Linked DNA regions of Homo sapiens: region 2 is linked to region 1. A link is a contact called in ENCODE Hi-C or POLR2A ChIA-PET data. All regions are on one chromosome and are shown on one strand. The core of a region is the stretch at or near the end of the contact, and the rest is flanking DNA. Distances in the headings are between cores, read along the strand shown.

What was found. Hi-C counts contacts between places; a loop is a spot of excess contacts on that map. ChIA-PET counts read pairs that join two places held with the same protein, here RNA polymerase II (POLR2A). Pooled maps may share reads with other maps.
Region 2: a map of CD14-positive monocyte shows a loop between it and region 1 (7-fold over the local background). The contact joins the promoter of CD300H here to the enhancer-like site in region 1. A Hi-C loop is called at or near these places in 3 of 168 maps with a recorded cell type or tissue (CD14-positive monocyte, GM12878 and chondrocyte) and 2 of 50 pooled maps. POLR2A ChIA-PET finds 5 or more read pairs at or near these places in 2 of 52 experiments (HCT116 and activated CD4-positive, alpha-beta T cell).

Annotation. Positions count from the first base shown.
Region 1 is chr17:74,508,462-74,514,462 of GRCh38, reverse strand. No RefSeq gene overlaps it. Among named protein-coding and RNA genes, the nearest start is that of CD300LB, 20 kb to the left of the region's middle. RefSeq lists an enhancer at 1,747-1,996. Within about 2 kb of position 2,367, at least 6 of the 41 ENCODE cell types and tissues checked have a DNase peak (open chromatin) inside an H3K27ac peak, as active enhancers do; they include CD14-positive monocyte, where a contact is called at or near this core.
Region 2 is chr17:74,564,474-74,570,474 of GRCh38, reverse strand. It overlaps CD300H (CD300H molecule (gene/pseudogene)), which reads left to right and starts at 2,966. Exons shown (of 4, transcript NM_001405511.1): 1 at 2,966-3,126. RefSeq lists enhancers at 159-888, 889-1,619.

The DNA of each region.
Region 1 (6,001 bases), core at 1,118-3,617:
ATGACATCACCCATGATATGACATCACCCATCACATGATCACTTGTCACATGATCACCCATCACATGACATCACCCATCACATGACATCACCCATCACATGATCGTCGATCACATGACATCACCTATCACATGACCACCCCCACATGACATCACCCATTACATATCACCCATCACATGACCACCCATCACATGACATCACCTGTCACATGATCACCCATCACATGACATCGCCCATCCCATCACCCATCACATGACATCACCCATCACATGACCACTCATCACAGGATCACCTTGTCACATGACCACCTGTCACATGGCATCACCCATCACATGACATAACCCATCACATGGCATCACCCATCACATGACATCACCCATCACATGACATCATGCATCACATGACATCACCCATCACATGACATCACACATCACATGACATCACCCATCACATGACATCACCCATCACATGACATCACCCATCACATGACATCAATGTCCCATAGATAAGCAGAACACTAAATTGATTCTGTAGAGTGAATATGGGATGGAAAAATCCAACTCTAATCATACCCTACTCACCAAGCAGGAAAGACATGCATAAGCTTCACCTGAAAGTCTTATTTTAGGGCATTGTTGTGTAATCCCAGCATTTTGGGAGGCTGAGGCAGGATGTTTGCTTGAGCCCAGGAATTTGAGACCAGCCTGTACTGGCAAGACCCCCCATCTCTATAAAACATTTAAAATAATAAATAAATAAATAAATAAATAAATAAATAAAAACAAAGGCTGTGATTCCAGGAGCAGAATATTTGGTAATGGAACATAAAGAAAGACAAAGGCCAGGCAGGCCATTCGAGGCATCAGTTCAAGTCCATGCCCATGAGCTGCCTCCTGCCTGCTCAGGCAACCTCCCAGGCAGCTGAAATCAGAAAAACAGATGAGGGTCACAAGCATTCAGCTTCCTGGAAAGGAGTGTCCCCAAAATAAATCACTTGAGTTATTGTAGGGTCTCAGTCTCTCTTCTTGTCTGGATGGTGGTCGGGTTCTAGATTTGCAGGAATGAGGACCAGACCCAGGTAAATTCACCAAAGTCGTATCCCAAGAGGAGATCTCCCAACCATGGCCTTTGCATCGTTTAACTCATCAACCTCAGAAGCACTGGGGGGATTGACCCAACCACATGAAACCAGGTTTCCATGGCCCATTTTAGAAGGTAGAATCATCCCCAGGGGCACAGGTAACATATGTCCATCTGCTGGGCCCCAAGCCCAGCACATTCTCCTTAACTCCCACCTCAATGTCACCACTTCATGTCCTCATTAAATCCCACAAGAGGGAGGTCAGAAAGAAGTTCTGAACTTTTTCTGACCTCCCTGCAGTGGGATGAATTTGAGACTCAACACAGGCAGTCGGGGGAGGGAAGAGGAACTTATATCATGAGTTGATAACAGCACTGCGTGACTTGTGCACTCGCCGCATTTTAAAGGCTGGCAGTACCCCATTTTCACAATGTCCATCTCATCTGTCCTCCCTGACAGCTCAGGGTGGTAGGCCAGGCTATTCTTGAGTCCACACTGGACAAGGCTGTAAATAGACTTGAGTCACCTTATTTGAGCTGAGTTCCTTTACCCGTGAAGTACCCTTTGAGTCATCCTTCGGGTACACCCCCTCACCAACCTAAACCTTAGTTTTTATAGCTGCAAGACGGATGGTGCATGACCTCTTCTTCCCCTTTCAGCCCCAACTTTCCATGACTCTGAGTCAGTTTCCATGACTCCCAGTTCAGGCCATTCTAGTCACCAACCAGGCTGGGCTGCCTCAGCCAGCACAAAATTTGAAGCTGGGGGGACTTGCTGCTTCAAAATATCTATAGAGAGTGGCTTTTTCTAAAGTCAACCTCTAAATCTCTGTCCCCAGGAGGAAGGATGTTCGCATTGACAAAGGGTGGAGGCAAGTATTGGGCCCAGTACTAGGGCCCCAGTGATAGGTCCACATTTGAGATAACAGGGAGGCCGGAAGCTCTGCCCTTAGCACACCTTCCTTGCCAGGTGGAAGCTCCCAATGTAGGCTTTGGAGGTCTGTTCCCTCAGGCACGTGGACTCAGGCTGTGCTTCATGCATTGGTCTGGAGCCTTGGAGCAGGCCTGGAAGAGGCTGTATCTCAGATTTGTGTTCTTCAGGATGTTTCTTACCCAGCATTTTGGACACTGAGCATCTGATTGTGAGGATGGAGTCCACACACTGAATGCGTGTGATTCTCTGGTGAGCAGTGTAACTTGAACTCCAGTGGAAGACTGCCAGGCCATGGAGGTGTTGGCAGCAGCCTGGGACTTCAGCTGAAATGTGACTCAGGCCACAGGGCCAGTCAGACAATTCAGGAAAACATGTCCTCAGCAAACAACCAAATAAGGCACCAGGGACCAATCCTGGAGAAACAGGGACCTTTCAGACAGAGAATTCAAAATAGCTGTTTTGAGGAAGCTCAGTGAAATCCAAGATAACTCAGAGAAGGAATTCAGAATCCTATCACATAAATTTAATGAAGAGATCAAAATAATAAAAAAGAATTAAGCAGAAATTCCAGAGCTGAAAAATGAAATAGACACACCAAAGAATGCATCAGAATCTCCTAACAGCAGAATTGACCAAGCCAAAGAAAGAATTACTGAGCTTGAAGACAGGTTATTTGAAAATACAGAGTCAGAGGAGACAAAAGAAAAAGAATGAGAAAGAATGAAACATGCCTATAAGATCTAGAAAATAGTCTCAAAAGGGCAAATCTAAGCGTTACTGGCCTTAAGAGAAGGTAGAGACAGATCAGGATAGAAAGTTTTATCAACGGGATAATTACAGAGAACTTCCCAAACCTAGATAAAGATATCAGTGTTCAAATACCAGAAGGTTCCAGAAACCAAGCAGATTTAACCCAAATAAGACTATCTCAAGACACTTAATAAAAAAACTCCCAAAAGTCAAGGATAAAAAAAAGGGTCCTAAAAACAGAAAGAGAAGAGAAATAAGTAACATAAAAGGGAGCTCCAAAACTTCTGGCAGTAGGCTTCTTGAGGGAAATCTTACAGGCTGGGAGAGAGTGGTATTTAAGTGTTGAAGGAAAAAACTTTTATCGTAGAATAGTATATCTAGTGAAAATACCCTTCAAACATGAAGGAGAAATACTTTCTCAGACAAACAAAAGTTGAGCAATTTTATCAACACTAGACCTGTCCTATAAGAAATGCTAAAGGGACTTGAGGTCAGGAGTTTGAGACCAACCTGGACAACATGGTGAAACCTGTCTCCACTAAAAATACAACAATTAGCAGGGCATGGTGGTGCATGACTGTAATCCCAGCTACTTGGGAGGCTGAGGCTCGAGAATCACTTGAACCCGGGAGGCAGAGTTTGCAGTGAGCTGAGATTGTGCCATGCACTCCAGCCTGGGTGACAGAGTGAGACTCTCCATCTTAAAACAAATAAATAAATAAAAATAAAAAAAGAAAGAAGTGCTAAAGGCTAAAGGGAGTTCTTCAATCTTAAAGAAAAGGATGTTAATGAGCAGTAAGAAATCATCTGAAGGTACAAATCTCACTATTAATAGTAAGTACACAGAAAAACAGATTCTAACCCCTGAAATTGTGTGTAAATCACTTATATCTTGAGTAGAAAGACTAAAAGAAGAACCTATAAAATATATAAAAAATAATAACTATGCTTTTTTTTTTTGAGATGGGGTCTTACTTTGTTGTCCAGGCCTGGAGTGTAGTGACATGACCTTGGCTCACTGCAACTTCTGCCTCCCTGGCTCAAGTGATCCTCCCACCTCAGCCTCCTGAGTAGCTGGGACTACAGGTGCACACCACTACACCCGGCTATTTTTTGTATTTTTAGGAGGGACAAGTTTTTGCCATGTTGCCCAGGCTGGTCTTGAACTCTTGGGCTCCAGTGATCTGCCCACCTTGGCTTCCAAAAGTGCTGAGATTACTGGTGTGAGCCACCGCACCCAGCCTAAAGCAACATTTAAGACATTGAGAGTATAATAAGGTATCAATAGAAACAACAAAAAATTAAAAAGTGGGGGGATGAAGTTCAAGTGTAGAGTTTTTTTCTATTAGCCTTATATTTGCTTGTTTGTTAGCTTGTTATTACAATCAGTGTTAAGTTGTCATCAGCTTAAAATAATGAGTTATAAGATATTATTTCCAAGCCTCATGGTAATATCAACTCAAAAACATACACATACAACAGATACACAAAAAATAAAAAGTAAGAAATTAATACATATCACCAGACAAAATCAGCTTCAGTAAAAAGAAGACAAGAAGAAAAGAAAGAAGGAAGGAAGAGAAGGCCAGAAAACAACCAGTAAACAAGTAACAAAAGGGCAGGAGTAGTCTTTAGTTATCAATAATAACATTGAATGTAAATGGACTAAACACTTCAGTCAAAAGACATGGAGCAGCTGAATGGATTAAAAAGAAAAACTAGACCCAAGATCTGTTGCCTACAAGAAACACACTTCACCTATAAAGACATAAATAGGTGAATTAAAGGAATCGAAAAAGATATTTCATGCAAATGGAAACCAAAAAAGAGTATGAATAGCTATACTTATATCACATTACATAGATTTTAAGACAAAACTATAAAAAGAGACAAAGAAGAACATTATATAATAATAAAGAAATCAATTCAACAAGAGGATATAGCAATTGTAAGTATATATGCACCCAACAGTGGAGCACTCAGATATATATTGCAAATATCTTTATAGCTAAAATAATATATCCTCAATACAATAATTGCTGGAGACTTCTACACTACACTTTCAGCATTGGACAGTGCATCCAGACAGAAAATCAACAAAGAAACGTTGGACTTAATCTGTACTATAGACCAAATGGACCTAATAGATATTTAAAAGAACATTTCATTCAGCAGCTGCAGATACACAGTCTTCTCCTCAGCACATGGATCATTCTCAAGGATAGACCATATGTTAGGCCACAAAACAGGTCTTGAAATATTCAAAATAATTGAAATCATATCAAGTGTCTTCAGTGACCACAAAGAATAAAACTAGAAATCAATAACAAGAAGAATTTTGAAAACTATACAAAACATGGAAATTAAACAATATGCCCCTGAATAACTAGTGGGTTAATGAAAAAAAGTAAGAAGGAAATTTAAAAATTTCTTGAAACAAATGAAAATGGAAACACAACACAATAAAATCTATGGGATACAGTGAAAGCAGTATTGAGTATCTACATCAAAAAAAGTAGAAAAACCTCAAATAAACAACCTAATGATGCATCTTAAAGAACTAGAAATGCAAGAGTGAAGCAAACCCAAAATTAGTAGAAATAAAGAAATAATAAAGATCAGGGCAGAAATAAATGAAATTGAAATGAAGAAAATGCAAATGCAAAAGATCAATGAAACTAAAATAAATGAAATGGAAATGAAGGAAATACAAAAGATCAATGAAACTAAAAGTCATTTTGTTGAAAAGATAAACAAAATTGGCAAGTCTTTAGCCTGACTAAAAAAGAAAAAAATAGAGAAGACCCAAATAAATAAAGTCAGAGATGAAAAAGGAGACATTACAATTGATATCAACAAATTAAAAGGATCATTAGAGGCTACTATGAGCAGCTATATGCCAATAAATTGGAAAACCTAGAAGTGGATACATTCCTAAACACATACAATCTACCAAGATTGAACCATGAAGAAATCCAAAACCTTAATAGACCAGTAACAAGTAACAGGATGCCATGACAAAAAGTCTCTGAGCAAAGAAAAGCCTGGGACTCAATGGCTTCCCTGTTGAATTTTACCAAACATTTAAAGAACTAATACCAATCCTACTCAAACTATTCTGGAAAATAGAGGATGAGGGAATACTTCCAAACTCATTCAACAAGGCCAGTATTACCCTGACACCCAAACCAGACAAAGTCATATCAAAAAAAAAAAAAAAAAAAAAAAAAACCAAAAG
Region 2 (6,001 bases), core at 1,717-4,216, 55 kb before region 1:
TAACTTTCTGGAAGCCCCAAGAGCTGTCCCTCAAGGGCAGCGATGGTGGGGGTCTCAGTGTGGTGCAGTGCCAGGCAGGGCCCCGGGCTCCCCGCCCTCCTGTGCCTCATGGCCAGTGTTCATTATTCTCAGTCCTCCCCTAGCTCTGCCCTCCTGGAGCGGACAGCATTTTCCAGGACAGGTTTCAGAGACAGAAGGACAAGGGCCTGCTGGGGAAGGGACAGCGGCTCCAGATGCTGGCCTTGACATGGAAAAAGCCTGGATGTCCCAGATGTGGGTCATCTCTTCAAGGAATTTGTCATCTCCTGGGGGACTCCAGGGCCCAGAGTACATCTGCTTCAAAGGTGGGTTCCCTGTGGCATTGCCATGTCCTTTGCATTTGGCAAACTGTCTGGTCCTAGCTAAAAAAATGAAACACACACAGGCTGTTTCTAAGCAGACCCTGCAGCCTCTCCCTGCCCCGACCTTGGATGAGCGAGAAGCACGGAGTCGGTGTGCTGCGGGGCACCCTTCCAGCCCGGTTAGGGAACCTCCAGTAGTGGGTTCTGTGGTTGTGGTCAGTGACTTGCCGCCTTGTCCTGTAAGAGGACTGTGCTTCTCCTTCCCACTGACTTCAGGCTTGACCCTATGACGATGAACGGTGAGCAGGAGCCGCATGTGCGCCTTCTGAGCAGAGGCTCAGAGAGCCACCCGGTGCCTTCCCTCTCCTCTAGCGGACTGGGCTCCGCAGCCTGGTGCCCAAGCAATGCTGACTCACCGCTTGCGTATAGACGAGCGAGAAACAAGCTTCTGTGGTTACAGCATGCTGGGATTAGGAGTTTTGCTATGGCAATGTGAGCCAGAAAGAGCTGACTAATACAACCCTGTGCACCCGGTGGTTTGTCCAGACAAGGATGGCGAGAATGTTTTCTGGAAAAGTCTGCAGCTGTGCGTCATCTCCTTCACAGACTCAGATCCCTTCTTCCCAAGAAAGGCACGTTGAGCAGCCCTTGACGCAGAGTCAGGGAGGGCCAGGCAAGCCTTTCCTTAGCGCCCAGAGCTAGGCACAGAGGGCGGGGCTCGCAACCGGCTCTGCAGGCTGCAAGGGGAGACATCTTTATCACTCCCAGCTCCTGCTTCCCCTCCACACACATGCACGCACCAACCCACACACCACACATATACACCACATGTACACACACACACACCCATACACCTCCCCACGCCCACACATGCACACACCACCCCACACACCACACACATACGCCACATGTAGACACACACCACCCACACCCCCCACACATGCACACACATACACACACCACACACATACACCACATGTACACACACACCACCCACACCCTCCACGCCCACACATGCACACACATACATACACTACACACATCACCCCACATACCACACACATACACCACACACCACCCCACATACCACACACGTACACCACACATGGACACGCACACACCACATACACTCCCACACATGCACACATATACACACTACACACACCACCCAACACACCACACACACGTACACACATACACACTACACACATCTCATCTCATACACACCACTCACATCACACACACCACACACACATTACACACACCCTACCCCACATACTGTACATATACACCACATGTACACACATCTCACACCACACACGTGCACACACATACACACTACACACACACCACCTGTGCACACACACCACACACACATGCAAACACACACACTACATGCACCCCACCCCACACATCACACACATACACCACATGTACACACATACACACACTACACACATCCCACCCACACCACACACACCACTCACACCACACACACGACCCCAAACACCACACACATACACACACACTACACACATCTCACACACACCACTCACACCACACATACACACACACTACACACACACCATCCCACACACCATGCACATACATCACATGTACCTACATACACACATACCACACATACTACACACACTACCCACACCACACACACTACACATATATCCCTCATACCACACCCATATACACACATGTGAACACACACAGAAATATGAGGACTCCACATGCAGCAAAAAATGAACAAGCAGGAAACACATTTACTGAAACACCAAGGAGGAGACATTTGATAACAGAATGCCAGGAATTTGGAGTCTCCTAGTTCCAGAAATCTAAGTCCCTGAGTGAGGCCTTCTGAAGCTGTGCTTGCATTTATAAATCCTCCACAGCCATTCTGTGTATATCAGGCACACTTCTGGCCAGGTTCCCCCGAGTTAGCTCTTGATATATTGAAACTCTTATATGTGGTCATCTTGGGCGACAGGAAGAGCCACACAGGTCAAAAGCAAGGCTTATAGATGGTCCACCAAGCTCTGCGTGGTGCCAGGTCTGTGGAAACAGTCAGGCACGTGGCCAAGACAGGGACCTCTGGGGTCTGCTGAGGTCAGAGCAAGAGTGAGGGGTTAAGAGGTCAGAGCCTCTGAGGTTGCACCCAGCCTATCTGTACCACCAAGGATCAGAGATAGACCAGCGGGCATCGTGGGTGTGCCCCTACCCTGTGCAGTCTCGCAGGCCCGGCTCTTAGAAGGGTCCCACGTTTCATGCTTGGCTGTCACCATCTTGAAATTCTTAATAATTTTGGAAACCTAGGTTTGATTTTACACTGGGCTCTGCAAATAGCCAGTCTCATCCATCCAGTGAAGGCTGAGCCATACCCTGGGGCGGCTCATGCTGGCCACAGAAAACTGGCCATTCACAGAGGGGAGGACCTGCCCAGAAAATCCAGATGGCAGCTGGCCCAGTCTCACTGGTCCTGGGCCATGCTGTGATTTGGAGAAGGGCAGGCCTGTCAGCTGTGGGTAATGGGAGGGACATTGTCTTTACTGGGAACAGAAAGAGGAACAGCAAATGCAAACATGTTTTATTAGGAAGAACTTCAGCAAGTTCTCAAAATTGTTTCACCTGACCACATAGTGCCCCATGGCCCCAGCTTCCTCCATACTCTCACCAGCTCTGAGAACCAAACCCAGAAGAGGCCAGAGAAGGAAACGAGAGATGTGAGAAGGAAAAAGAGCCTCAGACCCTGCTGCCACAAGGGACTTCCATGCTGGTGAGATGACCCAGAGGGCTGGGGCTGCCATGCTGCCTTCAGCTCTGCTCCTTCTCTGTGTCCCAGATGAGCAGGGCAGGTCCTGGGTGCAGGGAGGTCTGCTCTGGCGGGTCAGGGTGAGGCAGGCATGAGAAAAGGCTGGCGAGGGGCAAGAGGAAGAAATGATATCAAGAAAGAGGGAGTGAGGTGTGCATAGAAGCTTCTCAAATCTCCTTATCGGGATAGGGTGGGGATTAAACGGTAAACTGCTTCCCACACAGTAAGCCCTAAGTAGATTTGGCAACTTTAATCATTATTACCGTCATTATTAAGATCAGGAATGCCACCACGATCCATCAGAGAGAAGGGGGAATAGGGGACAGAAAACCAGTACTTACTAGGCTAATCACTGTAATACATATCTTGTTTCCCACTATCTCATTTAATTCTTATTGCAATCCTGATGAAAACAAGAGACCGAAGCTCGCTCTTAGAGGTGCAAATAATTTAGATTAAACAGTTTATAAAAGGCACAGTCAAGGTCCAAACCTAAATACTTTTATTTCCAAGATCATTGCTCCTTCTCTAATTCAATGTCAATGTCTGCTGCGCCTCCTTGTAAAGCTTCACTTACATATCTGGAGGCATATGCTGCATCCCCACGTGGGAACCCTGGGTGTCCCCACAGGTCTGGGCTGGCCCCAGGGCTGCTACTTAATGGGCCCCCAGAAGGGTGAGACAGCTGGGAACCTGTGGTCAGCCCTGGTCCGAGAGTTTCCGTAAATGATGGTGGAGGGAGAAAGTCAGTTTCTTTGCAAGGCTGGGTAGGCGGGAAGCTCCGTAAAAGATGGTGGGGGTGGAGGTGGAGGAGGCTGCCCATGTTGGCTCAGAGTCAGGGTCTGGACTGAATATCCAAGGAGAGGGAGGCTCTGTGGTGGGATTCAGTGTGTGCCCCACAATGTTTTTGCTCCTTGTGGAATTAGCCCCAAATCATTAAGAGAGAAGTTTAAGGACCTGAAAGAGCAGGCTAACAGCGCCCCCAGAGCCTGAGCTGAGAGCAGCAGCGATTTCAGGAGAGGACTGGGTGTGCCCACCCCTTCCTTGCTCCTAAGCCTGTGCCTGGCAGGCAGTTAGCTCCCTGGGAAAGCTCGTGGACCTCAACACTGTGGACATTTGGGGCTGCGTTATTCTGTGTGTTGGGGGCTGTCCTGTGCATTGTAAGATGTTTAGAAGCATCCCTGGCCTCTACCCACCAGATGCCAGCAGCAATTCCCCACCCTAAGTTGGGACAACCAAAAATATCTGTAGTCATTACCAAATGTTCTCCCGCCCGCCCCCCTGCCCCCCCGCCCCCTCCCCGCCCCCCTGCCCCCCAGGTGAGAATCACTGCTTCAGAGAGGCAGACAGCTTTCTAATGCAGAATAGGTCAGTGGGCCACTCGAGCCTGCTTTCTGGGAAATAAAGTGAGAAAACGTGAGATAAGAAAATGAAGATGCAAAAGATAAAGTTTTCCTGTTTTTTTTTTGAGACAGAGTCTCACTCTGTCGCCCAGGCTGGAGTGCAGTGGTGCGATCTCGGCTCACTGCAACCTCCACCTCCTGGGTTCAAGTGATTCTCCTCCCTCAGCCTCCTGAGTAGCTGGATTACAGGCACCCACCACCACGCCCGGCTAATTTTTTGTATTTTCGATAGGGACAGGGTTTCATCGTGTTGGTTAGGCTGGTCTCAAACTCCTGACCTCAGGTGATCCACCTGCCTCGGCCTCCCAAAGTGCTGGGATTATCGGCATGAGCCACCACACCTGGCCAGATTTTTCTTTTAATTCACAATAAAAATATAGCAAAGCCTCTCCATCAGTGGATGGCAATATATTACCTAGATGGATGGGTGGGTAGATGAAAGATGGATGGATGGATAGATAGTAGATAGATAGATAGATAGATAGATAGATAGATAGATAGATAGTTGATAGGTAGACAGATTACATCCACAATTCCTTTTCAGGAGCTTGGTATTTTGCCAAAACCATTTCTCAATAGCCGTTTTGTCCTGAGTTAACCACCTCCCTGTCAAGAGCAGATGAGACAGCAGCTGTTTAGGACTGGTGAGGCCCCCGAGGCAGGAAGCAGAGAGTTGATGGGGCTGGGTCCCAATCATTTGGACCCGGAGCCTGCAGAGTGGGTGGAGGAATGAGAGAGGGGACTCGAAGAGGGAGAGTAATGTCGAAATATTGGAGGGGGCAGAGGACCTGGAGAAGAGGCCCAGGACATGCCAAGGCGGGTGGGTGCTGCAGAGAATTGGGGGTGGGAAGGAAGCTCTGATGGGTGTCCCTGTGGAGCGGAGCCCTGCAGATGTTAGGCAATGGCGAGTGTTGCTGCAGGATTCTGTCCCGGGGGAAAATTCCAGGCGTAAATGTCCTTGAATCACAAGAACAACTCCTTTCTACATGGCCCCTTGATATCCCCATGGGCAGCCCCCATATTCTCTGTGACCCAGACCTGGGAGCAGGAGGCCTCATCTATATGGGCAGGGATGGCAAGTATGAGGCCCACAGATGATTTGGGAAAGGGGCAGAACCAGAAGCCCCAGGCTTCCTCCTTGCCCTCCATACTGGGCTGCTTCTGGTTTTTCCTGGTTCTCAATATTATTTCCTTTCCTATTTCATCCATCCGTCCATCCATCCATCCATCCATCCATCCATCCATCCATCTATCTCTCCAGCCATCCATTTATTCAGAGTGTACTTAGTGGCTTCATTCAATCATTGGTGTTCGATGAGGACAGGTGTTTCTTCTCAGGACTGACACTTCTGGGGGACCCAGAACCTGTCTGAGGCCACCGAGGTCAAGCCTCTCCCCCTGATATTATAAGATGGCTGAGCACACCCAGGCTGGCA